Regions from separate parts of the Homo sapiens genome. Here region 1 is linked to region 2. The links are chromatin loops, found by intact Hi-C in ENCODE. Cell type or tissue: PC-3. All regions are shown on one strand.

What was found. Peaks named below come from ENCODE experiments on the same cell type or tissue, not always from the same donor. Only the 100,000 strongest peaks of a DNase experiment are listed, where the experiment ranks them.
Region 1: a loop joins it to region 2, with 6 times the contacts of the local background. A loop is called at or near these places in 5 of 110 quality-filtered maps.

Annotation. Positions count from the first base shown.
Region 1 is chr18:74,805,729-74,808,228 of GRCh38, forward strand. The region is part of intron 4 of ZNF407 (zinc finger protein 407); the gene reads left to right. Among named protein-coding and RNA genes, the nearest start is that of ZNF407, 210 kb to the left of the region's middle. RefSeq lists enhancers at 217-1,416, 1,401-1,450. In PC-3, no CTCF peak of the experiment used is centred here; a DNase peak (open chromatin) is centred at 1,183; H3K4me3 peaks cover 905 bases; H3K27ac peaks cover 2,020 bases.
Region 2 is chr18:74,656,815-74,659,314 of GRCh38, forward strand. The region is part of intron 3 of ZNF407 (zinc finger protein 407); the gene reads left to right. Among named protein-coding and RNA genes, the nearest start is that of ZNF407, 60 kb to the left of the region's middle. In PC-3, a CTCF peak has its summit at 980 (motif pointing right); a DNase peak (open chromatin) is centred at 997.

The DNA.
Region 1 (2,500 bases), 150 kb after region 2:
GGTATAGGTAGAGACAAGAGTCAGTATAAATTATATCTGCAATTTTAACTGGAACTGATTATAATGTTTTGAAGTCATTCATTGTTCATTGTTTTAAGACAGATTTGAGCATTGTGCAAGCAAATGAAGATGTTACGTTGTGTGAGAAAATTGAGATACTCCTACTTGACTTCTCGACTCGTCCTCTTTCATTCTTTGTTTAATGGAAGAGCTTATGGATGTATATTCTACAGACTTTACTATTTCCAATACATTTTTTTCCTAGTGATGTAACTCTTTTTGTTAAAAATTTTCTTGAGTTTTTAAATGATTTATCCTTATACACTAGAACTTGGGAAAATATCTTAAAATAATACTAAACGAGTAAGATTATACTTTGTAGAACTCCAAGCCATCACGTGTGCACTTAGGTTTCCTGCCAAATCTGGAGCAGTGGCTGGATGGCGCAGGGCCTGCTGTGACTGCAGGCCCACACCTTGGCTAGGCCGCGCCCCTTACTTAGGATTACTTAGGTTTTCCTTAGTATGGCTAATGTTGATTGTCTTTATCTTATCTCAGAAAGTCTGTGGCAGTTGTAAACTCTCAAGCTTTTGACAGTGGCACAGTGTGATATGTTGGGAAGTTGATTCACCTGTCAACCTGGTTGTAATTCACCAATCTCTGCTTTAGCCTATGCCAATGGGGGGTTGTAGGAGGAAGGCGAGAGCCAGGGGTGGAGGACCTGAGTTCCAGTTGGTCCCTAAGTAGCTTTATTTCCATGGACATAGCTTTTTGACTCTCAGAGCCTTAGTTTCATTTTCTGGAAAGCAGATATGATAAGATGTGGACTGTTGTGAGGATCAAACAAGATGATAAATGAAAATACTGTAAGGGAAATAAAATGACAACATGTCATAGTGGATAAAGCTCTAGCAGAGGATGATTAAGATCCAGTACCTGAGTTTAAATCCTGTCACCTCCATTTTATTAACTGATGCAATTTGTCCGAGTTACTTAACCTCTGAAACTCCGTTTATTCAACTAAAAATATAAGGAATAATACTCCCTTTAGAAAATTCTCATAAGGAGTAAATAGAGTGAGACTGAGTAAGTGTCCCAGCAGAGTGCTTGACATGTAGAAGCTATTCTAGGACTATGAGTCACCTTTACCTCACACCTATGATTAATTTAGCAAAAATTTTCTCAGGCATGGCATGGTTTTAGGTTCTAAGAATGGAGTGGTGAGCAAAATAAACACTTCTTACCCATAGAGCTTACATTGTTATGGCAGAACTGGAAAGTAAGTGAAGAAGCACATAAATAATTTCAGAAAGCAGTAGATGCCATGGAGATAATAACGGGAAGCAACAGGTGATTGTAGATAGATTGTTTACAGTAGGCACCTCTGAAGCCTTTTTAAGGCTTTTCGGGCAAATTAGCCTGCATTATTTGCAAGAAGTAATGCAAAGAGAGTCCCTGTATTCTGAGGCTGAGTAGGAACGTGAATGATGAGAAAGGCAGCATTAAAGAGTATTCTAGGTGGAGGGAACAGAAAGTACAGTGAAACTGAATTAGGAACTGAAAGTGTTGGGCTGCATGTGCTGAAGGAGGGTCCTGTGGCTGTAACACACATACAGGCCAGCTTGTAAAGAGACATGAGCAGGGTCCCGAGAGTCATGGAGGTAGTCTTCGTTGTGCATGGATATTCATGGGAAGGTTTTCACAGGGCAAGCAAGACTTTGAACAGTCACACTAGTTATGCTATAGTATGGTGCTCAAGTTCCCCTATGATAGTATTTCAAACTTCTGTATCCCCTGCCCCAGTTGTTGGCAACTGAGTATTTTCATCCTAAGTACAGAAGTTGGACAGGATATAATTTCAAGTGTAGAATAAAAATTGACATAGTAAAGTAATATTTGTACCACTTTAAAATGTATCCAATAGAATGTTAACACCATGATGATTTGATTCCCACCGTCCATTCATTTAAAAGTACATGAATAAGTTCTTTAACTGTCAGAAAATTTGTTTTTCTTCTTGAACTCACATCCCTTATTTCCCCCACAGATTTTATTGTATTTGTATGTGGACATATTTTAATGATCATCTTATCATTTCTGGGTATCAGTACATACTCACGGACACATACATTGATGTAAGGTTTTTTTAATTGTTTTATTTTTAAAAAATAAAAGATGAGGTCTTACTATGTTTAGCCTAGGCTGGTCTTGATCTCCTGGGCTCAAGCGATCCCCCACCTCAGCTTCTCAAAGAGCTGGGATTACAGGAGTATGCCACAGCACCTCACATTTTTTTTTTTTTGAGACAGAGTTTCACTCTTGTTGCTCAGGCTGGAGTTCGATGGCGCGATCTCGGCACACCGCAACTTCCGCCTCCGAGGTTCAGATGATTCTCCTACCTCAGTCTCCCGAGTAGCTGGGATTACATACATGTGCCACCACGCTTGGCTAATTTTGTATTTTTAGTAGAGACAGGGGTTTCTCCATGTTGATCAGGCTG
Region 2 (2,500 bases):
GATATTTATGTAATCAGGCAGATTAAAAAATCCCATCACTTAATGTATTTGACATATCCCTTTAGGTGAATTTAATAATTTAAGTTTTATGAATAAATGCCATTGTTGTTATCCTGTATTGCTTATTACTGTGCTTAATACTGTGTTGTATTGCTTATTACTGTGATATACTTCCTTTGAATGAACATTTTATTTTTCTCCCTATTGAGTTTGTAGGTGTGTTTTTATTTTACTAATATAAAGTAATTCCAGCCAAGTGTTGAACTAGTTTTTTTTTTTTTTTTTAATTTAAGTGTCTGTGTAGTCTTCCTGTTTGCTTACGTATTATTTTTCCATAGTTGTTTGTATCTACAGTGGAAGGCACAGTTTTCTTGATTTAGTTCAAGCCCGTGGAAACTAAAATTGAGGGTAATTTCTTGAAATATTTTTTGTATAATTATGAAAAAATGATAGTAGAAGGAAAATTTTGTATAGTATGTATAATTTACACAGGAGTCTTAAATAGATTTAAAATCAGGTGATTTCACTGCTGAATTTTCTGACTCATCTTTCTTAAAAACAGATTAATGGCATAATACACATATTTGTGTCATTTTCTGTTTGTCCAGAAAATGCATTATTGTGTAGGGAAAAAAAGAGAGAGTGAAAAGGGAAACTGCTTTGAGCGTGAGATTTGATGTGATAAACCTGGTTACTTAACCATTCGTCTCCTGTAGCCCTGCTGTTGTGTACAGGTATTAATGGATGGGCTCTCCTACCTCATTGATCTTTGCGATGGTGTATGCTCAACTATACAGATGAGAGCTGAGAGAGAACTAACTGGCTGTAAAGTGTTCACCTCCACGTTGGTTCCTGGCTTTCTTTCCTCGGCATTGTCTGAATCACTTCTTATACCCCACTGCAGCAGCAGTGTTTACGCTGTACTTGTTCCATGTTCCATCAAATACTGTCGTCCACCCTGGGAGGTCTGCAGTGCTGCTGCTTGCGTGACCACGAGGGGGAGTCAGGGAGTGTCCCTGGAATTCCTCCCCATCCTCTCCTTCCTCCCTGTCTTCTCAGCCTCTTGCTCTCTACTTCTCCTTTTCCTTTCTTCTTCTTCTTCTTCTTCTTCTTCTTCTTCTCCCTCCTTTCTTTTTTCTCTTTCCATTTCCTCCTCTTTCCTTTCCCTCCTTTCCCCCTTTCTTCCTCTCCCTTCCTTTCCCTTCTCTTCTTCATGTGGAACTGAAAATATTATTGCTATCTTACATCCTTCTCCAATTGAACATCACTACAATAGAAGCAGCAGTTGTCTTTATTTATTTATTTATTTATTTTTTGAGACGGAGCCTCGCTCTGTAGCCCAGGCTGGAGTGCAGTGGCATGATCTCAGCTCACTGCAACCTCCGCCTCCCGGGTTCCGGTTCAAGCAATTCTCCTGCCTCAGCCTCCCGAGCAGCTGGGATTACAGGAATGCGCCACCATGCCCAGCTAATTTTTGTATTTTTAGTAGAGACAGGGTTTCACCATGTTGGCCAGGCTGGTCTTGAACTCCTGACCTCGTGATCTGCCCACCTCGGCCTCCCAAAGTGTGGGATTACAGGTGTGTGCCACCGCGCCTGGCCTTCGTCTTTATTTTTTAAAGTTGTTCAGTAGATGTCATATATTTTCCTAACTACTATTTACATAGATATAGGATGGCAAATTTTACAGGTTTAATGGGTAAAGAACTCTTAGAGGGAGTGTGACTACCTAGATGAATACTGGGTTGGGTTTAAAATAAAGAAAAACTGTGATGTGTAAAATGCTCAATATGATTACTAGAAATGATGTATCTAAAAATAACCATAAAATAATTCTTTACAAACTGTTTCAACCTACTTTTGTTTTAATTAGAATAACTCTAAGATTGGGGATATTCCTGAATTGTTTCTTCCTAATTAAAATATATTTAGGAGTGTCTGACTTGGGTTGATGTTACGTGATTTTTTGCTTGGAGTGTTCTCATAAAACCAAGTAGACATTTATTCAACTATGATAGTCACTAACTTTGGCTTAAATATCCGTAAATATATATTTTAGCTTTCTCTAAACTATTAATGTAAATCTCTGAAGGAATTTAAAACATTATATATCTATCTATATATATATTCTTCAGATTGTGTAATTAAAATCTATTGTATACACATGGTGTGTTTTCACTTTTTTTATATTCCATCTAGGGACATGTGAGTGGACATTGGTATTCTCCCCCAGATTTACATTCTCTGGGTATTTAAAGCTCATGGATTTTTTGAAATAGATGAACTACATAGATAACTTAATACTGGTGTGTTTTGGGCTTGCTTTCTGATTTCATAATACGTAAATATATCATTGTGGTTTAGATTTTTATTTTTCAAAGATTGGATTTTGATGATTTCATTTTTATCTTTGAAAATTCTTTTGTGTTTGATGAGATAAATCCATTTCATTTTAATTAAAAATGCTTAACCTATGTAGAGCTGGTTGAACACCATGTAGG